Regions from separate parts of the Mus musculus genome. Here all the other regions are linked to region 3. The links are chromatin loops, found by intact Hi-C in ENCODE. Cell type or tissue: left cerebral cortex. All regions are shown on one strand. Region 1 holds the start of Gm41622 (a long non-coding RNA gene). Region 2 overlaps Prkd3 (protein kinase D3). Region 3 has its middle 36 kb from the start of Rmdn2.

Region 1 (8,000 bases), 600 kb after region 3:
TTTTTCCCTGTTAGATTGCAAACTTTTGGAACGCTTTTGGAAAATACAGATTGTTTTCTCATTACAACTGCTAAATAGCCTTGTATTTAGCAAATATGCCAGAAATGCTATTTTAAAAATCAGTTTTATTCTTTCAAATATTGGTTAGAGATTTTATTTTCTTACGAAGGTGAAATATGACATTTTTTTAATATTAAGGGATTGTGCAACTAAGTTTTAAAGCTGTTTTAATCTCCTATTTAATCATTTAACTTAGTAAATTTTTAATTAGAATTTAAACAAAATATAATTTTTTATTTCTGTCTTTTCAATTAAAAATAACTACCATGTTAGATTTACATTAAAACATAGTTTGAACTATAATAAATATTATTGACAACTCAGATAATTGAATGTAGAGTTGATATTATAAATTCTAAGTATTTCTATACTTCGCCATTATTTGCCATGTTTTAAAAATAAAAATAAACCTTTAACTTTCTAAATAAGCTACTGTTTTCAACTTAAAATAATAATTTTATAAAATAGTTTTTAGAAAAGATTTGAAAACTTTGAGTGTTGTATGAGGTTTTTCTAGTAGGAAAAAAATGTACAATAGTAAGATAATAAATAGGAAATTCCGGACGGTTACTGTGTCGGAAGCGTCGGCCATAGGAGCTGGGACTGCCAAGAGTGGGCTATAAAGTTGTCGGCTTTCCCCAGGGGGCTGAGTAAGTAAGAAAGCATGTCAGATCACACGGTCAAGTGCTACACTAGGAAACCAAGGCAGTGTCTCTTGTTATTCCTCACCAAGTCATACCACCATATGAAGTACGTGAGCCATGTTGTCTACAACACCCCTGCGATGAGCATGTTTACAGTTTGCTGTGACTGATTCATGTCAGATCACTGAGCGCAAGCCAGTGACATACGATATTGTTTATTAAAGGACAGCTGTGGTGTTGTCTTCTGAGAATCAAGGAATTTCCTATAACAGCATGTTCTAAGGCATTAGTAAAATAGATGACATTTTTTATATTGTTAATTGATTAAAAATGAAATTATTTTGGAAAACAAATATTAAAAATTTCTAATATTTCATCATGAATGATTGTGCATGCCTTTAACCCCAGAAATCGAGAGGGTGCCCAGCCTCTGTAGCAAGTTCTAAGCCATCCAAGACTGCATGCTGAGACCCTTTCTTAAACAAACAAAAACTTTTAACTCTAAGCTACTTCCTTCAAAATATAGGACACACATCTTCATAATTTGTTCCACATATGAATGTCCTAAGTATTATAAATGTAGATTCGTTAGAATTGTACATTTCGGGCATATGTGAGAAAATCGTCAAGCCTCTGTTTAGAGCACTGCTGAGCCCTGTGTTTGTAACTGCAGTGAATGGACCTAAAATTCTAGATGCTTGAATTGAACTTGGGACTCTGTGACCACTGTTAGGGAATTATTTGGTCTTCAGCTAGTCCTGACATGAGGTAGGTGTCTATTTCAGTGCTATTCAGGATAGTAGCTACAGCGACAGTGGCGGTCAGGTACTTGCAACGTGGGTAGTGTGATTAAGGAAGTATATTTTTAATTTTAATTGTTTTAGAATCAGATAACTATGGTATAGAGCTATGCTATAGCAAATATTTAAGATAATCAGTTTTATAGAGAAAAATAATATTTTGGCTCAATGTTAGAGGCTCCAGCCCACAATTGGTTGATTCCATTGCATTAGAAAGCACACCATAGCAGGAGCAAAACTGTCCATCCTCCATCAGAGAGCAGGAAAGAGTCCAGAAGACACAGAGGTGTACAGTCCCCTTTAAGACTTTCCCTGTCCCCAGACCCCACATACTCATGGCACATAAGGGCTCCAGAACCTCCTAGGACATTACCACATGAACATTTTACACATCAAATCCAGAGAATAGCAGTGGCTGATCATGTATTGAGCAGTGCAGCTCTGATGAGTGGAACCAACTACTTACCTCCTCGGGATAAAAACAGAACCAGTAGAAAACGATGTTGTCTTATAGCAATTAGAAATCTGAAATTTGTAAGACACATGTGTTTTAAGGTAATGATTATTTATTTGCAAATTTACTTTTCTGTTTTTGAGCTTTAAAATTAACCAGGATATTTGAGTACAAGGTTCACCTTTTAAATATTAAAAGAGTTGTTAGTCACTAGCACTATGTCAAGACACTTCAAAATTCTTTTGTAGACTATTTGTAACAGCAGAAAGCTATGGAATATTGATGCAGGACTGTTTTTCTTCAGTTTCCAGAGTGTGGATTCTTTGGCATGTATGATAAAATTCTTCTCTTTCGCCACGACATGAACTCAGAAAACATTTTGCAGCTGATTACCTCAGCAGATGAAATACATGAAGGGGACCTGGTAGAAGTTGTCCTGTCAGGTAAGCAAATGGCCCCTTCCCCCTGTCTCTTCTCCCACAGAGTGGTCCGCTGCGCTTGGCTTTGGCACTGGGTAGTGGCTTGCTTCTTTAACGTGGAGTCATGGTTTCTGCACGCTTTTCACTTTCAGGAAGGTGATATAGCACTATGAGAAAGTAGAAGAACAAACTGAATTACTTAAGTGTTTTGAAGCTTGAGGGATTGCCAGTTAAACTGAAAAGAAGTTCTTTTTCTGTGGGTCAAAATCATAAAGGAAGATTATGGTTATTTCTCTTCCCATTTCTGTTAAAAGCATGAAAAAGAAAACTAAGGTTCCACAAAGAGAATCTAGATAAAGAGAGAAATATGAAAGACTTGGAAGAGAACGTGGCAGTGCTGGTTCCCTGTGTGATTTAAAAACTGCCTCTTCCCTTCCTGATCCCAGTGGACATTGCCCGTTTCCGCTCCTGCCTTGCCCCTCTTGCCATTCCCGTTCCCTAACTCCCACCATTTCCACTTACCCAACATCAAGTGGGCAGGGTGGTCAGTGAGTAGTGTGAGGGCCAGAGGAATGCCACAGGCAAGATTAGAATGCTGATAAGAGAAAGGAAGCAAGCGGTCACAGACACCCACCGCCTGGCCGCTCTGCCCTCCCGCAGTCTTGTAGCCTATTGAGATCCTTTCTGGCCATGGTGTCTCCTTACTGTTCCTAACAGCTCCCATCTGTGTTTCTGATTCTTACATCTCCCTGGCCCCCTGCATTGATCGTTCTACACCACAGCCCCCAGGCTTCCCCTCCACTCACAGGAGACTCGTGTGCTGGTCTCCTCTCTGGTCACAACCGCAAGCATTCATTCTTTCTCGCTGGGATGCTGTCATCAAACCGCAGGCGTCACTGGTGACGTTCGGGTGAAGTGAGAGAGTAGGGTCTGACCCACTGCTTCATGGCTCATGGAGAAAAGCAAGTCCTGCTCATGTGGACGCAGTGTCTGTTTTTGCAGAAACACCGTGGCGATGAGGTTAAGTTCCATAGCACTTTTATTTTTACGTTTTACTTCAGTGTTTTCTTTCTCCATGTAGCCTAAGCTAAGCAGTTTTTAATGGGCTAAGGAAGATATAATAAGTAGCTGTTTGCCATCTTGTTATGAGACCATGCCTCCAGATTTCCAACTTGGCTTATTTGGGACATAACTCAGTGAAAGCTGCTGGACTTCTAAAAGAACTGTTTTTTAAAACCATAGTACTGGACCAGAAGATGGCTCAGCAAAAAAGGCCTCTGATCCCGGGGCACACATGGTAGGAGGAAAGAACTCATGCCTACAGGGTGTCCTCTGACCTCCACGCATGCCAGGGCACTTGCTCCTCCCTTAACACGTGACACAATAAATAAATCTTTTTTTAAATTAAACCTTGTAAAGCACAGTTTAAATGCTAAAATTAATTTATTTTGTGGTCAGATAAAACTTTCAGAGAAGTTACCTTGTATTTTCATATAAATGGATATGGTGACCATTCCTAAGTAATTTGCAATTATTAAATATACTTGAATACTTTTGATTTTATTTTTATTTTTTTTAAAGCTTTGGCCACAGTGGAAGACTTCCAGATCCGCCCTCACGCTCTCTATGTACATTCTTACAAAGCACCTACTTTTTGTGATTACTGTGGTGAAATGCTCTGGGGACTGGTACGTCAAGGATTAAAATGTGAAGGTAAGTGCTTTTAAATTTGTGTATTAATTTGAAAGAGGATTTTACGTTCGCATTTTTGAATTATCATGAAAGACAAAAATCATAGTTGGTGTCTAGGTAATAAGGATTTAGAGTTGCGGAGATGAGGACTCCGGTCTTTCCTTTGCCTCCACCTACTGGTTCTTTTAGGCAACTTGATCGACCTCTCTGGAGACTCCTTTCTCTGTGAAGAGCGCTCTACCCATTTCATAAATGGTTAAATAAGGTAACGTGAATAAAATATTTGACACAAAACAGTGGCTTAATAACTATTAGCCACTTATTATTATAGAGTTTTAATATACTTTTAACTTCTTCTGTACAGTGGTAAATTTGGCAAGTTGTAAGTTAGAATTGCTAGGGCATAGCAAATCATGAGACATAGTTTGATTAAGAAGCAGTGGAGGGTCAATTAACTTGTTTTGTAAAGTACCAGCAGGGAAATCCTTTATTAAGGCTTTGCAGGCCGTGGTCTCTATTGTGTCTAACTCTGCTGTTGGAGTATAGAACTAACCGTAGGAACCGGAAAGGCGGCTCATCAGCTGAGAACACTGGCTGCTCTTTCAGAGGACCTGGTTTCAAAATCCAGTTCCACACGGTGCCTTGCTGCATGTAACTCTTAATCCCTGACAATCTCATGCCCAAGGCACCAGGCATGTATGTGCTACATATACATACATGAAGACAAAACATTCACATATAGACAATTTTTAAAAAGCGTTAAAAACTCAACAGTTAACCGTAGATAATATGTAAATAAGCAGCAGACTGTTGCAATAAAACATATTTATAAAGTAAGGGAGCTGTCTTAGTTGGTAAAGTGCTTACCACACAAGCATGAGGGCCAGAGTTCAGTCCTCAGGACCCTCGTAAAAAGCTGGGTGTGGTGACGTGTATTGGGACGTTAGGAAACAAGGGGATCCCTAGGGTTCTCTTACAGTTCCAGGCCCCAGTGAGAGGTCCTGCCCCCAAAACAAGGTGGATGTCTCCTACGCTCAGATACAAATACCTGCGCACACTTGACACCCATAGAACTTGGGTGTTATATGATTATGTGAATTATAATTGCATAATACTAATACTCCATATTATTATTTGTTATCATTTTATACTTACGAACACCGAAATTTGACCATATAATTTTCTCATCATTGAAGAACATCTGTTTCACACAGGCCACTGTTTGCCATCCGATAGTGCGTGAAGCCAGTAGTGGCTCTTAAACTTTTGCCAAGTGTTATAGAGCATGCTTTGCTGGGTTCCACCTCCACAGTTCCTGAGTCTGTAGATTTAGGGACGAGCCTAATAGTTTATGTTTCCAATAAATTTCCAGGTGGTTATGTTAGCTATCATAAGTCAAGATTCACTACTCTAGTTAAATTAACTTTTCTAAATAAACTTTTCTACATACTATTCCTAGTCTTGAATTTGTTATGTTCCACATCACCTGTGATCTTAGTTATTAATTAACGTTGGTATTGTTGCTGGTGAAAATAAAGAAGTACTGGGTTTTATGTGTCATATTTCAAATAGTTACATTCAAATTTTTTATATTTTACTCTTAAAATATATTTAGGCTGTGGATTAAATTATCATAAACGATGTGCCTTCAAGATTCCAAATAACTGCAGTGGAGTAAGAAAGAGACGTCTGTCAAATGTATCTCTGCCAGGACCTGGCCTCTCAGTTCCAAGACCCCTGCAGCCTGAGTGTGTGCCCCTTCTCAGTGAAGAGGTTTGTATTCTCAGGTCGTAGAAAGCATTTTACAATTTATTCCTAGTGATTTTACAAGGTATATGACATCCTAGCACAGTAATGTTCCTACACTTAAGGTACATTAAATGTAATAATGATGACAAGGCTTACCAATAGCAGTAGATTGTATTATGTCCCTTGGGATTGCACTGTGATAGCCTCCTTTCACTATCCTGGCACCCAGCATCCATATTTCACCTAATCTTACATGTAATCGATCATAAGGCCAGATTTCCTAATACACAACTCCAATTATGTTTCTCTTCAGTAGATAACTATGTTAGGGATCTCCAGAGGAGCAAGACCTATACAGTGTGTGTGTGTGTGTGTGTGTGTGTGTGTGTGTGTGTGTGTGTGTGTGTGTGTGTGTCTGTGTGTGTCTGTGTGTGTCTGTGTGTGTATCTGTGTGTGTCTGTGTGTGTATCTGTGTGTGTCTGTGTGTGTGTAAATGACAGAATTTATTATATCAGCTTATATGATCAGATTCTCAGAAGTTCCAAAAAGAATCATCTATAGGCTGCAAAGCAGGAAAAACTAATAGCTACTTAGAACCTAGAAGCCTCAGGATATGAGGGACTGCTGACTGGAATTGCACTGGAGAGCTGCTGGTACCAGTCTGTCTTCAAAGGTTGATGCGTGTGGAGTCTGACATGCACAGTGATGGTGGGAGGAAACAGATCTCAACTAAAGATTAGCACAGTATGCAAAATGGTCACCTTTCTGTTCTTCATTGCATCGGCACCCACAGCCTGCTCAGTGGTGTCACCCACGTTCACAGCATGTCTTTCCCTCTCAGGTATTTCTCATCATTGAAGAATGTCTGTTTCACACAGGCCACTGTTTGCCACTGGAAAGTGCTTGAAGCCAGTAGTGGCCAAGTTGCTTTGCTCTGCTCCACCTCCAGAGCTCTGAGTCTGAGGTAGCACTTACCTAGACCTACAGGGTAGCCTATGTTTTTAAATGCCATCACACTTTTGAAACCTTGTTTGTGAGTCTAACATTCTGCCAAGTGTTTGGGTACTAGATTATAGAAAACGAGGAATAAATTTCGAAAAATAAATACATAAACAAGTAGATAAATAAGAGCCAAGATGTAAAGCTCTGCTGAGGAAGGAGTTAAGCTTGAAAACAGGCATATTGGGAGCAAACCCTTAAGTGTAACTGAGGCTGCCTTTGTCTGCGCGCACAAGGCTACTTCCATCATGGTCATAAAAGACAGTGTGAAGAGCTTTACGAACATAGAGAAATTCTCGCTGTAAAATTCAGTCTGTGACTCACTCTGCTTAGCACAGTACTTGGTATTTAGTTAATATAAGTGACTGAATGAGCGTACTGGTTCTCAAAACGTGAGGTGGATCACTAGATCTGTTATCTACGTGACTCTGGAGACAGAGTGCTTAAATGGCTTTCCAGAGTTATAGGGCAGAATAGTAAGAAACACTCAAGTTAAATTCAGATCTTCTTATTTTTAAATTAGTTACTTTTCCCTAGTGTATTGTTTATTCCAAGGATAAATACAGTAGATTCATGTGCTTAGGAGTATTTGAAATGGCTTACATCTGTAAATTGTAATCTTGCCATCAGTTGGTTTTAAAGCCACTGTCATTTATATATCACTGCTCTCAGGACTCCTGTACACTAGTACAGTGCAAAGCTTTGGGCTATTGTCCATTTAATAAAATCCTTACAAATTGAGATAGCCAAGTAAAAATGTATGTAATCCTCTTCTAAAAATTCTCCTGTTTGTACACCACTTAGATTTTTGAAGTAGAAAAAGAAAGGCAATCCCAATACTCAAGCAAAGATCATGAGTTCTAGGCCGGTGAGACCCTGCTTAACAACAGCAGACACCCAAGGGAGAGAGGAGAAGAGGAGTGTGTGTATAGAGGTTGAGAAGGAGAAGCTGTGTATAGACATAGGCAAGGCCTTGGGAGAAGATTGGTAGTAGAACATTGGTGTGTCTTACACACTGAACCACAGAGGGAACCTATCAGGAAAGAAGTATATTGCTTTGCGAGCCCCACGAATGGTGCTCTGGTGGCAGCTACCCACGGTTGCTTGGTACTGCTTGGAAAAGGCAGAGGAAAGGAGAAGTACTGCCGTCCTATAGTATTCACAGGGTATTGGTTCTAGAACC
Region 2 (8,000 bases), 590 kb after region 3:
AGAATCTCATAATTTTGAGTTCAGCTGAGTTAGCTAGTCAGTTAATTACTATGGTTGAGCAGTAGCTAAGTAAATGCTTTTTTATAAAATTTCTGTATACTTAGGACTATTATCAGATACAGTGAAATCAAGATATTCTAGTGTTGACTTTACATCTCCCATGATTAAACTACCAGGAAGAACCTGTAGAACCAAAAGGGATAGTAACAATTAAGTGAGATTATAGAAGGCCATATTATATTAGAAGAGGGACGGGAAAACCAACCTAAAGTGCACAAATAATTCCATTAAGGCAAAAGGAGTCAAATGGGGCTGGAGAGGTGGCTTAGCTATTAGGAACACTGGCTGCTCTTCCAGAGGACGGATTAAATTCCCACACTCACATGCATGGTTGGCAGCTCACAACCATGTATAACTCCAGTCTCAGGGGATCCAATATCCTATTCTGATCTCCAAGAACACCAGGCACACATGTGGAACATAGACAGACAGACATGCAAGTAAAACATCCATATACATAAGATAAAATAATAATAGAGGAAAGGGGGATAGAGAAATGGTATATCAGTTGAGAGTATTTGCTGCTCTCCCAAAGAACTAGAGATTATTTCCCAATATTTCTAGCTCTGGGAAATCTGACACCCTCTCCTGGTTTCTTCACAGACCAGCACACATATAATGTACACACACACACACACACACACTCATTCAAGCACTTCATACATTCACACACACTTAAACACTATATACCTGCACATACACTCAAACACTATACATACACTCAGACACACGTACAACAAATAAAGTAATAATGAATCTTTAAAAATCTTTTTAGAAAAGAATAGGACTTAGTGATAATTATCTCAAGTATAATAAAATTTTAAACTTTAAAAAAAAATATTTTTAGGTCTGGAAAGATGGCTCAGTGGTTAAGAACACTGGCTGCTTTTTCAGAGGACCCAGTTCAATTCCCAGCACCCACATGGAAGCTCACAACTGTCTGTAACTCCAATTCCAAGGGATCTGACACTCACACAGAAATACATGCAGGCAAAACACCAATCAATGCCCATTAAAAAGTAAATTGTTAAAAAATATTTTAAAGTGTCTTTTTAAAGGTAATATGAATGATTTATCTTTAAAAGGGACAAATAGTATATAATTTTTATTTAAGTTAAAGATCTTATTTTTTTTCCTGTGTGTTATTTGTTGTTTTTTCTTTTGTTTTTTGGGTCCCCCCTCGACATTGTTCGTTAGAAATTTATCTGATGTTGTTCTAAAGTCGTCAAGAGCATTAATTTCAAAAATCTGAAAAATAGAAAGGGAGATGCAGCTATTGGTGTTTGGTGCTACTGAAGCAGGAGTTAGGGAGTCTGGGAGACATTTATTTTAGGTATGTGCTGCAAAGGAGTCACGCAAAAAAAAAAAAGAAGAAGAAGAAGAAGAAAAGAAAAAAGGAAAACCTTTTGAAGGGAATCGTCTTCCCATAAATTGACATTGGAAAACCTGTTTTAAGTGCAGGTGGGACTTAATGCTGACCTCTACCCAGTAAGCTCCAGAGGGAGTAAGTTAAATGTGCAAACTGGGGTCAAAGGAGCATGAATATAAAACGGAGCTGGCTGAGTGCTCTGTGCCAGGATAACTCACTCTTAGGTCAGCAAACCATAATGTCAGCTATAAAAATAATAAGACAAAAAGCAACGTGGAAAACACAGCAAGTGTGATAAGATCAGTGCCCTCCCCCTACAAAGGGCTCACATGTTGGGGAGAAACACACTGACCACACTAAACACTGGGGCAGATGACACATTTCACAGGGTGATTCAATAAATTCATAAACAAGCACAGCAGAACATGGTTAAGGTCGAGTTTTTAAAGGACTACAGACTAGGAACTGTGTGTGCAACTGGAGTAAAGACAGAATAGTTTCTGGCGGCATACTGAAGAGTGTGGTTGAATCTCATGAAGTACAAGCGATTCACAGACTGTGCTAAGCACAAACCTGCTTAAACGCTGACAGACTATATCAGCATCAACAGCAAGATTTTTTTTTTCTCCCAAGAAATCCCTTTAGCTAGTAAATCATTTTTAGTTGAGTTTTGTTTAAAACTTAGATATGACCAAAAGAGGTCACTTTTTGAATTTCATCCAGGTTCATGACACATCCTGAGGGTGGGGTGAGGTGGAGTTTCTTTTGTTGTTGTTGTTAGCATAAGCCAAAACTTAGCTTCCTTTTTTTTTTTTAAGCTTTGAAAGTCTTCCAACGTATTACATTGAGGTCAGTGCTAGCTTCTTCGTGTCTTTCCTCAGAAATACCTTACTCTCAGTAAACATTTAGTACAGAACACATTTTATTTGCTTTTATACTAAAAACAAGGTCATGCAAATAGTGGGCATTTTCCTTCTTCTGTGTAAGAACATGTGTATATATGGGGCGCTGGCGATTGAACCCAGGGCCTTGTGCGTGCTAAGCGTGTACTCTACCACCGAGCTGCCCTCAAACTCCTAGATTCCTAGTGATTCATAGTTTACAAAGCAAAATGAACACGAGTGTGATTTCTACCTTCTAGGGATGTATATACTGAAGAGAAGGTGTGTTTGCAGGAAGCCCCAGGGAAGTCGTGGGACCCGGAAGACAGTCAGACCTTAGAATGCAGTCTGGCAGCAGTAGAAGTGGGGCTGAGCCAGGCGAAGTGTGTCAGCCAGACCAGCTGAGCGTCACATTACAAGCCTATGATAAACCTTTATAAAGAGTTGTTGTGATTAAAAAGAAAGTTCTTAGTGCAGTCCTGGGCCATAATGCTCAGAAAACATACCTGTGGCTTCAAAGACTCTAAATTTAGAAAGATCCTTGGTTCTATAGATGTTTTAAAACTTTAGTGAACATCAAAGTTGCAGCATTTAGTTGCCGTATGTCAACAAAACCATATATACATACATATTTTTTTAATTTTAGTTCTGACGTGTTTATTTAAACTGGGAGAGTTTATTCACAGTGTCTGGTATGTGATGACTACCTAGTGGATGTTAGCTCCCATGTTTACTTGATTTCATATTGATAAGAGGCTTAAAAAATACCCTCTAAAGCTACTCTTGCTATTAGTTTGTTGAATGAAAAAACTAGATGTAATTGGAATGAGAAAGGAAGTTGGTAGAAAGCAATTCATTTGAGTTATAATGGCATTTAGTAAAATTGAAATTCTGTCTGTTTTTAGGTGATTTAAAATACTTGGCTTTAGTTTTGATCATTTAAATACTAGATCTGAAGACCAAATATTCAGTGTACTTGAGGGGTGATTTGGTCTGTCTGAATGAATGGATCCATTGTCTCTGTAGACATGAGTTGGTTGTAATTTTCAGTTCTGTCATAGCGGATGAAAACCCCAGCTGTGTCTTTTGTTTTCTAGGACAGAGTTGTCATTCTGTGTTGTTTTCTTTCCCCATTCTCTCTACTACAGCTGTGTTGCAGTGGCTTGGCGACATTCTAATCTTTCTGAGATATATATATATATATATATATGTGTGTGTGTGTGTGTGTGTGTGTGTGTGTGTGCATGTATATACATATACATGTAGATACATACACACATATTATCTAGGTTAAATAGTGTTGGGCAGTCATTACTAAATACTTAAACTGATGATGGGAAAGTTAATTTGCTGTACATTCAGGTTACAATCTTAGCTAAAAGAGGGAAAGTCCAAGCATTAAAGTTAAAGACAATTCAGAACTACTTACAAAACAAGCGGAGAAAGTGTATTTTAAAAAGAAAAAGACTTCTCTGGTTTATGTCAGACGTGTGGGGTTAAGTTGAGCACGTGAACTGGAGACCTGCGGAGACCTGCGGGGAAGAATCAGTTCAGGTCCCTGGTGAGTCCGTTCTCGCTGACTCGTCTAGACTAGTGACTTTGGCTTTAAATGAAAATTATCATTGGAATTCTTCCCTATGGTTGAGCGCTTTCCAGAATTGGTGCTAAATGAATGTTAGTCTTGTTTCTACAGAATAACCAACAGAATTTTTAATAAGTGCTAGTTAAATAACTAAGCTCTGGGTTCTCCGGGAGTCTGAGGAAACCTGGAAAGAGAACATCCTAGCATGTGTTTACTGTCATTCCGAATAAGTCTTAAAGATGTACTGTAAAGATGTACTTGGTCTCAAGTTTAAAAATCAATTTAGTATCCCATATATGCATTCGTGTGTCAGCCTCTAAAATTAGTATACTTCACTCACTTATATGAAAACAAAAATATATGTGTCCTAAAACTCCAAGGGTTTCTCATTTTTATACTACCTTTTAAAAATGCCTAATGATAGGTAAATAATTCACTCAGATAATATTGAATTCTGATGTTGTTTGTTAACATGCAAATGCTGTCTTGCCAAGTAAAATAAAAGTTTCGTAAGCTTCCTACCTTATCTGACATTCCACTGACAGAAGTTAGTTGGCATGAGATTTTTATGAGACAAGTTTCTCATAAAAACTTTTTGTTTCGCCACAGTTGGTCTAGAACTGGGAAAAGCCTTCATTTTGCACAAGGCAGGGGAGTTATTGACCGAAGAAAATAATAAAATAAAATAAATTGAGAAGCTACTGAAAGAGTGCTGTTAGGAACGGGCCAAATTAAAGACTTTTTTTTTTAATTGCTTTAAACCGTCGTTCCTTAGCTGTCCTTCATTTCCCCCTCTAATCAGGGCTGAGGCAGGGTAAGGAAGGAAACACAGGCTTTGCGGTTTTAGGAGGTTACTAGCTCCCGTCCACCTTCCCTGCACTCTAAACCCTTTCATCCTAGAGCAGCAGTGCTCTCCAGCCTGAGCTTTAACCAGCAACTGGGCAGATAGTTCCATGTTGGAGCTGACCTGTGCACTCTGCCACACCATGTGTACCTACTAAGTGTTCACAAACCCCAGTTCTGGAAACGAGAAATGCACAAAGACCCAGCTGGGAGCTCTGAGCTCACTGTAGCCTGGGCTTGTTACTGAGAGCTACTAACCATGTACCCGGATGCGACCCTGGGAGGCCTGAGCCTTGTCCCAAGAGCCCTTGCTCTCCTCCATGAGAATGGGGTGTTTAGAAGGTGTATAGGCCATTTCTTGGGGGCATCTTACGTCTTAAGGGTACATAGAAAGTAGCAATGGCGAGGCAGTTGTCCCTCTGCTGCCCTGTGAAGGAGAACAGCAGATTTGCAAATGGAAGCAAGAGTTTGTGTGCATTTATTTTTCCAGAATATATTTTCCTTTTAAAATTATACAACTGAGTGGAGAGTGGCCTTTTCCTTTATTCCTTATTCTGTTGTTAGAAAAACAAGCCATTATCTTTGAAATGCTTCCGCTTTCTGTGTATTTCACTGGCAGGTTATTTTTGATAGATTTTGAAATATAAAGTGCTTTTGTTTGTGGTTTTTAATGTTTGGTTCATGCCTTTTTTTTTTTTCCTCATGTGGTCCAGGCCAACCTCCAAATCCCTGTTTATCCAAGGGTGCCCTTGAGCTTTGAATCCTCTGCCCCCAGCATTAGAAGCTGGGATTACATGTGTGTACCTCTGCGCTTGGCTTGCCCATGACTTTGCCATAGCCCCTATGTACTGAGAATCATTCTGGAAGAGGCAAAAATAATTTTGAGGAATAGTTGAGTTTGGAGTTTTTGAGGATCAGTGAACTATTAAAAATAGGCAAAAATATAAATAATGAATTCTTATATCTTAAGCTTATGAAAGATGGTCAGCCTTGTGTAATGGACATATACAATTCAGGGCAAGGGAAATGACTCCATGGATAAAGCTTTCTTTTCCATTTTCATGTGTATTGTGTTCGTGTGTGTATTTGCATGACTTTTGCATGTGTGGGCCCAAGTGTGTGCAGATGTGGTACACATGTGTGCACATGCATGTAAAGACCTGGGGTTGATGTCCAAGCCATCCACAGTTAGTCTTGTGCTTTCCTTCGTCGAGGCAGAACCTCTCCTGTCAGACCTGAGCTCACTGATATGACTAGTCTTGTTAGTCAGCTTGCTCTGGGGACTTCCCATCTCACCTTCCAATTGTAGAAGACCGTCAGACACACCTTGCATTTACATGGGTTCTAGGATTTGATCTCTGGTCCTCTTCCAGCCTGTGGGTCCAGCACTGAACCCTCTCCCCCTCCCCACAAACTTAATATTTTGCATGTAGACATATAACCTGATATAGCCTTTGTGAAGACCAATTGGTCAGTATCTAAGAGTTTCATATATATGTATACTTTGACTTAGGTAATACTCTGAGAAATTATCTCCATGCATATCATCTAGAAGTAGTAAAAGTATAAATATGTGGTACTCACCGGCTGTTGTTGATAATAACGAAATATGGGGAGCAGTAGACAGACGCTAATGTTCATGGCACATCCAACTCATCAGAAACCCAAGTTCTTTATGTTACAGTAATTGGTTTAATTTTCATGGTTACTGCCAAGTATGCTCTATTTTACAAATAGAAAACCATAGTTAAGGTTTTACAGTTAATAAGATTTGAATTCGGGGCGTAGGGTGATGGCTTAGTAAACTACTTGCTATGTGAGTGTGAAGACCTAAGTTTCATCCCCAGACCATAAAAATCTGGGGACACTCATTCTTGACAGAGTATAGTAAGGATGTCACTTTACCTGTGTAGCCTACCTCCTCAAAACCCCAAGCCCAGCTTGAAATGAGATAAACATCAGAAAGTTCAACTAGTGAGGCATCCTATAAAACTCACAGCCAGTGAGCACGTCCTCCCAAAACTGCAAAGTGTGAGAAACTGTTGGATCTAAGAAAGGCAGCTCAAGGTCGTATAGATTCATGGTTGGTCCTGGAAAGGAGAAAGGACATTAGATGAAAACTAAGGAAATCTAAACAAAGTATGACATTTGCTATAAATGTATAATACTGCTATAAAGTGTTAATGATGGGGAGACTGGGTGAATGGGAACACTGTGTAATGTTGTCTGAATTTTTTGAACACCTAAGATTATTATTTTTAAAATAAACTAATAATCATAATGAATAACTTTAAATTTTTTATTTATTTAATGTATGAGTGCTCTGCTGCTAATACATCCACAGGCCAGAGTAAGCGCATCAGATTCCCTTACAGATGGTTGTGAGCCACCATGTGGTGTCTGGGAATCGAACTCAGGACCTATGGAAGAGCAGCCAGTGCTCTTAACCGCTGAGCCATCTCACCAGCCCGTGAATAACATTTTAAAGTAATTTTAATGCTCAGGCATCCATTTGAGAAGAACGCCTGAACATCATTTGTTTATAATACTTTTATCATACTGAGCTCCATTCCTCCCCCTCAGTCTTTCAGATCCATCCCCACCTCCCTACACTCCCAACGTTGGGTCCAGTTTTTCTTTTAATCACTTGAGTCCGTTTGTGCTACTCATACACTCCTGGACGTGGAACCTTGAGGCCTTAGGCATGAGCAACCGTACTAGGAGCCATGCCCTTAAACAGTAACTCTTTGGCTGAAGAGATGGCTCAGCGGCTAAAGAGCACTGACTGCTCTTCCTAAGGTCCTGGGTTCAAATCCCAGCAACCACTTGGTGACTCACAACCACCCGTAATGAGATCTGACACCCTCTTCTGGTGTGTCTGAAGTCAGCTACAGTGTATTTATATATAATAATAAATAAATCTTTGGGCTGGAGCAAGCAGGGACTGAGTGAGTGGGGGTTGACCAGAGCAAGCAGGGGCCCTAAAAATTCAATCCCCAACAACCACATGAAGGCTCAGAACCATCTGTACAGCTACAGTGTACTCACATATGTAAAATAAATAAATAAATCTTTTTTAAAAAAACAAAAGAAAACACTAACTCTCTGTCGCCTGTCCATAGCTTCTGGGTTAGGGATGCAGGTTCCATCTTCACTGCTCTGTGCTGGCTTGATTGTGTTGCCTGGCTTGATCTTGTGCGGGTTTTGTACGGGCTGCCATAGCGGCTGAGAGTTCATGGGTACAGAGGTCCTGTCATTCTAGAAG
Region 3 (8,000 bases):
AGGAAGTCCCTAGCAGAGCTTAGATGGCAGTTCCTGATTGGTTAAGTTTGAGGTCTGTTATACTGCTCGCATGAAACTTTTATTTTGTTTGCTCAGGTAAGGACACAAGGCACAAGAACCGCCCAGGCATAAGACCTGCTCACTGTTTTAACAATAAACAATGTTAGTGGAGGGGGAATATGGCAGGAATCGTTTCTGTCCTCCTGTCTTAATGGAAGGAAAATGGCAGGGAGGCATAAGTCGCTGTTTAGGCCTCTGAAAATGACTCGTTTTGTGTCCTTAAGCAAGTCATTTATGGAGTTTGTGTATTAAACAAGTAAGGCTTACTGATGGATAAGGAGGATGGTATTATCTGAATGACTGGAGGCCTTCTCAAAGGGACAGTGACACCAAATGACTAAGTCCAACCCTCTTGCATGCTGGTGAGCAGGGTATTAACCTATCAAAGCAGGTCATCCAACCCAGCCCTCTTGGTTGGTAGGTAGGAAACTTTCAGAACATAATTTTTACCAAGGTCATATGGCCAGGAGAAGCAGATCTTAGCCTAGAACTCAGGCTGTCTGATTATCACTGTCCAAAAATAGATAAGAGTTTTTATTTTGTCATTGAACATAAAGCACAACGTCCTCAGCAATGCTCCCAGCTCTTTGTCCTGGAGCGCAGAGAGAGGATTTAAGAAACCCTTACCAATTAGTCTAGCAAACGTTCGGGATATGAATTTGACTCAATGTTGTCATCCCGAGGAATGGGCTATTTCAGCAGCTCTATAACTGTTGACTCTAGACAGTCCAACATGAGTCAGGAGTTCCTCACCACAGAGACTGAGGAGTGAGGCAGAGGGATCACTAAGTCAGGAAAGCAGAGTTGAGGGCAGGGGCCGAGGCTGCTGACTCTGACAGAGCACAGAGGAGTTGTTGACAGAGCTCTACAGCACATGCCTGTTGGCTTGTTTCTCTGAACCTGACCATTCTTGTAGGAAAAGGGAACTCTTTCTCCATCTATGTAGGGCTCTTCAGAGCAACAAAAGGTTGAATAACAAGAGAACAGAAGTTGTTCAGAACCAGAAGTTGTTGGCATGTCTACCATACATACATGGGGTTCTCAGAGATGAGTGACTGAAAGGGCTGTCTAGAACTTGAGTTCATGCGACATCCTGACAAAAGAAGAGCAAGTATTTAGGGATGCAACAAGATGAAAGATGGAGTCTTTGAGCTTTTGGGGCAGCTGGATTTGAGGAAGTTAAATAATATGGAAAAGTAATGGTACCCAAGGGTGAGGTGGTAAGGTTTGCTCTCTGGAGTCTCTGAGTAGGGAGTATAGAAGCATAGGTCTTGGGGTGTCTCTATTTTGTTTTCATGGTAGGAGACGGAGTTTGTTTGTTTGTTTTGTTTTTAAATACATTCTTAACTGTCTTTAGCTGGGAAATAATACTGACGGCCAAGTGATGAGCTGTAGGGTAGCATCCTCCACAGTCCTCCAGCCTGCCCAGTTTCTTGGAGGTATTAAATCACCGTGCTTAAAGCAGATGACACTCACTCTGACTCCTGGTTAGAAAAGTAGGGCTGGGAATAGAGTTCCGTGTTCGAGCCCTTGCCTAATGTTTGTGAGACTCCAGGTTCAATTCTCAGCACTGAAGACGTAGTGTTCTCTGGTCCAGACTGAGCAACCCTGAATGGATGGGTTGACAGTCATGATCTTGGCAGGGGAAAGTAAGATGGGGTTGAGGAAGGACAGGATCCAGCAGAGGAAGGGTGAGTGTTGCTCACTGGTTGATAGGCGGCTGAAGATCAATAAGGACTTAGGAGAAGCACTGAGCTTTGTAGGCTCCAGGCCAGTTCCTAGCCTCAAGGGCAGAACTGTGCCAGCCTTGAAGGAGAATGTATTCAGTGGTATCACATTGGAGCACAGTGTCAAATCTGAGCCCTCCCAAGAGAGTTCCCAGGGAGCTGACTACTCAGAAAAGTATTGGGAACAAGTATAGATCTACAAAGGACTTTATCCATGAGATATAGTCATCTGAGGTCTACAAGGTCCAGACTTCATAATGAGCGGTAACAATATTCACTCGGTTACTCTTATGTATGTGAAATACAATAAACATGAGTTTCATCTCTACCTTAACGCAATCTCGGAGTAAAATAGTCTTCCAGTTTCCCAGATGAGGAGACTGAGATTCATAAACAGTTCGATTGGGAGCCTACGGCCATCTAGTCTTTCATCAGCAAGCATAGATTCCAATTCAATTCTCATTACAAAACTAATTTGAATCATTATACTACACTGTCTTTTAAGGGCCTCTTGGGGAGGAACTACAGGGACTAGTTGACCTGAAGTCAATACCCAGGTATAACAGTAGGGGTTTAAGTTCAGAATTCAAGTGGCCTCTGGGCTGTGGACAGAGGCAGGTGAATGTGTGGAGACCTTACATATGCGGACTCTGCCCGTGAGATCTGGTTTGAATATTTCCTTAACGTGATATCCACTATGTGAGCTTTCTCAGTGAATCTGCCTATCCTGGGCTTCTCATTAGGACTGAAAACTGACAGGGGGTCGGGAGAAAGAATGAAAATGAAATTATAAAATGGGGTGCGTATGGGAGGGAAGGGCGGACAGTAAGGAGTGAGCATGTCCAACATCGTCCTGGATTCAGAGCTGGCTCTATCTGAGGGCATCGTCTCTCTGCAGCATTTGAGTTTCATCTGATTAGCAGTCCTCCCTACACGGGTTCCAAAGGACAGGATCAGAAGAGGAGGGCCTCAGCCCAGGTGGCTGATCAGGCCATCGATATTGGTTTAGGTAGAAAAAGAGAGCAGCTAGTGGAGAGACAGTATGCGGTGGATCCAGAAGGGGAGGCAGAATCTAAACTGTGGGATCTGCCTGGGCAGGGAGAGCCAAGCAGTAGGAGCGTTGGAGCAGATGGGGTCTACTATCTGTGATGTGATCATCGTCAGAAGGAAGCAAGCATGCTTCCAGAAGAGAAGCCAGGCTAACAAGCTTGGAACTCTGACAAAAAACAATTTAGTGGGTTCTAGGTGGCACATTTTGGTATCTAGCCTAGCTAAGCAAGTCCTAGGAGACAGCCCAAACCAGCCAGACCACTTGCTCCAGGACAGATGTGTGTTCCCTTGTTCTTCTCCCTGTGGGTAGTAAAACTGGCCACAAGAGGGCAGTGGGCGCCATGAATTTTACCACACTGATTCCTGCTGAAGGCTGAGCACTCTAGAGAGATGCTGTAGAGAAAGGTAGAGGATCCTCCAGCTCTGCCCTGAACATTTCAAATTCTCCAGGGTGTGTGGGGTCTGGAGTCTGAGCTTTTAACATATGATATGAGAACAGCTTTCCCTAGAGAATGCAAAACCTTTTTATACTGAGATGACTAATAAATACCTCTTAACATGTTTTATTGGAAAAATAGGTCAGGTATTAGTGGTTATTGAAAGCACATGGTAATTTCAAAGAATTAAAAAAAAAACTAGCTGAGCAAACACCTCTTGGGTCAAATGACAGAGTAGCAGCAGTATTGAGAGACCCCACCCCATTTCCTGTCTCCTCTGAAGGTAACTCCAATCCTAACATTTTATGAGAATAGCCCCCTCTTTCTCCTTGCAAGATGAACACCTCTACTATTATATTTTAAAACACATTACTTAACTCGGAGTAACTGAATTTTGATAAATATATATTTTTTTAACTTAGAGTATCTTTGCAAGACTCATCCACGCATGGAACCTGTTTGTGGTATGTTGTCTTCTTCTAATAAGCCTGCATATTTTATTTCTTCTGTGGATAGACATTTGGGAAATTTCCAACTTTTGCCTCCACCCCTGTTCCTACTTTCCTGGTAGGAAAAATGCTGCCATAAACAATTTTTTTTTTTATAAAGTATAGAATAGACTTTGTTCAGGACATTGGGAGGGGGATTCAGAGATTAGTAGAAACAGAGATAGGAGAGAGAGAGAGAGGGAGAGAGAGAGAGAGAGAGAGAGAGAGAGAGAGAGAGAGAGAGAAGAAAAGAGGAGTAGAGGCTGATCATGAGCATGTGGAGAGAGCAGGGAGGGGAATGGGGCAAGAGAGAGTAAGGAGCTGGAGCAAGAGATCAAGAGAGTTGCTTTTGGCTGAGGTGGTGGGAGTGTGTGGGAGAGAGAGAGAGATAGAGATAGAGAGAGAGAGAGAGAGAGAGAGAGAGAGAGAGGTGATAAGCACTAATCTTTTAAAAAAGAGAATGATAAATTTGACAATATTAAACTTTGGGGAACCTCCCTGCCAGCACTAGAGACTGAACACAGGGCTTTGTGTATGCTAGGCAAGCCCTTTACCACTGATTGCATCTAACTACATCCCCAGGCCACAGAACCATTCATTCTCTTTAAAGATTCTGGGAAGGCAACCCATTCACTGGAATATTTGAAATATGTTTAATTGGTGAAGGACAGACATACAGAATATATAAAGAACAATGAATCAATGAGGAAAAGGGGAAGTGAGTAATGATGTTATCTCACAAACAAGGAAAACTAGACAATCACTAACTATTAAAAGACGCCAACCTCATTACTCACCAGGGAAATGCAAGTTAAAGTCATAAGGAGATACCAGCACCTAGCTTACAGACTGGGCACAATTAAGAATCAGTGTATACCAGGTGTTGTTGAGATTATGCAATAACGGAAACATACTCATTGCAAACTTGATACAACCACTTCAAGAAAGTCTGACTATTCATCTCAAGAAGACAGGATAGAAAAAACTTTGGTACCTCAGAATCCCATTGACCACAGCCGAAGTGAGTCTAGCGGGTGGGGTATGTGTGGAATCCACAGGAAGTTTTGCCTCTCCGGTCCACAGGCAAGCACTTCCCATGGGTTGCTGTCCATCACTGGGACTAGTAGAAGAAAAGCTAGACACAGTGCGGAGGGTAGGGCCATCCCCGATGGGACCTCATCTTCTCATAGAGCTTCAGAGAACAATAACCCTGGTTCCACTATCTTGAATCCTGTCTGTGTTCCTCTTCTGGTACCATCTAGTCAGAAACACAGAGGAAAGGGGCTGTGGAGAAGGTGGTTTCTATGGTAATGGTTTCCTGTGACGGCTGTAACAAATCACACAAACTTAATGGCTTAAAATGCAGCTTTATTACCTTCGCAGTGCATAAGGTCAGAAGATTGAAGTGGGTGTGCTGGGCTAAAATCCAGGCATTGGCAAAAATAGCCTCCCTCTAGAAGCATCTCGGGAGAACCAATTTCCTTGCTTGATCGGTTTCCAGGTGCTGTCTGAGCTCTTGGCTCAAGCTCCTCCACCATCTAACCGTATCACTTCAGCCCTCTGCTTTCTGCTGTCCTCTCTCCTGTCTGAGTCTGAGTTTTCTGACCTCTGCTACAAGGTCTCTTAATGATCGTGTGAGGCCTACCTGAATAATTCATCTCAGAAGTCTTAACTAACTGCATTTGCTGAATCCCTTAGGCAGTGCAGTCATGGGTTCTAGAGATTAGAATGTGGCCACATTCCGGGGCCTTGTTTTTCAGTCTACTGTCATCTGTGTGTCTAAGTGGACAGCCACATAGGGAAGCCATCTTCCCCCACCAGATTGGAGTCTTATTAGCTATTTTTCAATGCACTTAACTGGGTCTTCATGAAGAGTACGATCCTCTCCTTTCAGGCACGTGTTTTGTTTGTAGTGTACGGAGTCGGTGGCTTGTAAGATGTTTCTGGGCTGTATCTTCTCCCTCAGGTTCTTCGGTTGTTGCTGCTTGGTCTCATACACCTCAGTTCTGAGGGGTCGGGAATTGTGTTTTTACGTAGTTTTGTTGATGGTCTTCTTCCCCTTCATGCCCTGCTTGTTAAACTCATTTTCTTTTTTTCTTTCTTTTTATCTCTTTTTTTTTAATGACTTGGGAAGATGAAATGAATCTATATTATACAGGCATGTCATTGCCAAAGAATAAAGAATACAAATGCAAAAACATTAAACTGTTAACACCACATATTTGAAATCTGAATGAATGCTTTATACTCTTGTCTTGTTCTGAACCAATGGCTTGACTATATATATATATATATATATATATATATATATATATATATATATATACATATATATATATATATATTAAAGTTAGGAAACATGTACTCTGATGAAGATTAATGAAGATCTTTCAAAAAGACCTTTTCTGAGACCAGATTTTCTGGAAAGTCTTTCCCCAAATCACTCCCTAAATTATGACTTGGCATAAAACTTCAAAGCCAAGTATTTATACTCCTAGAAATAAAATTGGATATAAGGATGATATAGCCAGGACATTCCTCAGTTATGGGGAGTAATGAAATTGCTTGTTTAGTGTTGAGATGTTTTTCTTAGTTGGAATATTAGTTACAAATACCTGTTTTGGAGACTCTTAGAGCGGTCGGATCTCTGATTGCCCTTTGATTGTCCGGTGTCTGGCTCAACTTCATTCCAAGTAGAGGCTTCAGACTGTCAACCACATTAAAGGAATCCCTTGGACCACCCACCTCTAAGTTTCTGCTTGCACTGCCCTCCCCTCCACTCCAGTCACCATTTGAAGTGTTTGCCTAGTATGTGGCTATCTTTGTGGTTGTAACTTTCAAGTCTCCATTTCTGTTTTCTTTTGTGGAGAGAAAATTTGAATTTCAAGTAGAAAATACTCTTTGAACAAAACTTACCCATTGCATTTGGCCACCAAACCACAGACCACCTGGGGAACCTCCAAAGACCACAGTGTCCAAATCTGTTCTTTGGAGCAGAACAGGGAAGGACAGAAAAGATGCCTGATACAATCTCCTCCCCAAAACTGCCTTAAGTCATTAACTGTGGGATGTAGATGTCAAAGAGACATGCTTGCCTTTCAGGGATACGGGATCTCCCTGATGAGACAGCATCCCACCCATCCTTGCACTCATAGATGCCGTTTTGTCTCCCTTGAGCTGGATAAACCTAAGCACCTTGTGAGGTTCTACGACTTTTCAACCATCTCTAGAAGTAATGACATCATAGAGTCTTGAGAGATCTTGCACCATTGCACCCAACATTCTGCCACCTCATATCTTCTTTCTTCCACCCTTCATCCCTAATCCTGCTCCATCAGCAAATAACCCCAAATCCTGATTCCTGCTCCTTTTATTTTGCACACTTGGTTTCAGGCCACATCACCCACCCAGAGACTCCAGGGACCCTTTTAGTTTTTTCCCCAACAAGTATGAGACCCTTATTAGAAATAATCTGTCTGAAAGTGTTGGCAGACAGAAAAAGTTTACAAACAAGACTAGAGACAAGAATCCACACTCACTGCCCCCAACCAGTCAGTTTGATTCTGAAGGAATTTCCCTCCATCACAGCATCCTCTAAGGAGTTCAGCAAGCATTCCGTGGTCTATGCCTTTCTGTGCGAGGCAGAGCAAGATGCTTCCTCTCTTCTGCTTTCTTTCCCAGTCCTAGGACCTTCCTTTTCTCTGTTGACTAGATGTTTGATTCTAACTGTTCTCTCTTGTTATAGGCACATATTCAAAGGAAAATTTTCTGCTGCTAGGGTCTGAATTTGTTTTTAACCTGTTGTCAAAGAAGCAAAGAACTGGATGTGTCTGTTGGGTTTCCACTCAGAAAAGCCAGTAGGTTCCTATGACAAAAGCAAAATGGATTCTCACCATTTTCTTTAACAGTTGCAAGTAGGTACATGTTTTATGGACCAATCAGCAGCAAGCTCCTGGGATCTTAGATTTATTTTTCAGCTCCATCTTCAGCCTAGCAGATGGCCACCTTCTTGCTTCAGAACATATAGGAACAATTAAGCTTCCCAAGGCTGCTCCCAATTAAGTCAAACAAAGCAGAGCACTGCCTCCAGTCAAAGGACACTAAAATACAACATCATTTAGTGGGTCACATGGACTTAAAGTGTGACAGTGTGAGGATCTATCTTCTAAAGGCGTGTGGGCTTGTTGCAGAATTTCTCTGAGTTTTCCCAATTTCTTTGTATGATGTGTACACGAATC

What was found. Hi-C counts contacts between places; a loop is a spot of excess contacts. Peaks named below come from ENCODE experiments on the same cell type or tissue, not always from the same donor. Only the 100,000 strongest peaks of a DNase experiment are listed, where the experiment ranks them.
Region 1: it touches region 3 in a loop (2.2-fold over the local background); 7 of 42 quality-filtered maps call a loop at or near these places.
Region 2: a loop joins it to region 3, with 3 times the contacts of the local background. A loop is called at or near these places in 4 of 42 quality-filtered maps.

What each region holds. Positions count from the first base shown.
Region 1 is chr17:78,979,616-78,987,615 of GRCm38, reverse strand. Prkd3 (protein kinase D3) reads left to right here. Exons shown (of 19, transcript NM_001171004.1): 3 at 2,263-2,401; 4 at 3,959-4,090; 5 at 5,685-5,842. Gm41622 (a long non-coding RNA gene) reads right to left here and starts at 3,708. Exons shown (of 6, transcript XR_003952325.1): 1 at 3,184-3,708; 2 at 2,900-2,972; 3 at 1,971-2,544. In left cerebral cortex, a CTCF peak has its summit at 4,253 (motif pointing left); no DNase peak of the experiment used is centred here.
Region 2 is chr17:78,989,244-78,997,243 of GRCm38, reverse strand. All of the region lies in intron 2 of Prkd3 (protein kinase D3), which reads left to right. It overlaps Gm41622 (a long non-coding RNA gene), which reads right to left. Exons shown (of 6, transcript XR_003952325.1): 4 at 6,733-6,825; 5 at 6,320-6,457. Among named protein-coding and RNA genes, the nearest start is that of Gm41622, 9.3 kb to the right of the region's middle. In left cerebral cortex, no CTCF peak of the experiment used is centred here; a DNase peak (open chromatin) is centred at 3,359; H3K27ac peaks cover 2,702 bases.
Region 3 is chr17:79,575,636-79,583,635 of GRCm38, reverse strand. It overlaps a transcript of Rmdn2 not described here. Among named protein-coding and RNA genes, the nearest start is that of Rmdn2, 36 kb to the left of the region's middle. In left cerebral cortex, CTCF peaks have their summits at 2,965 and 3,164 (motif pointing right); a DNase peak (open chromatin) is centred at 3,170.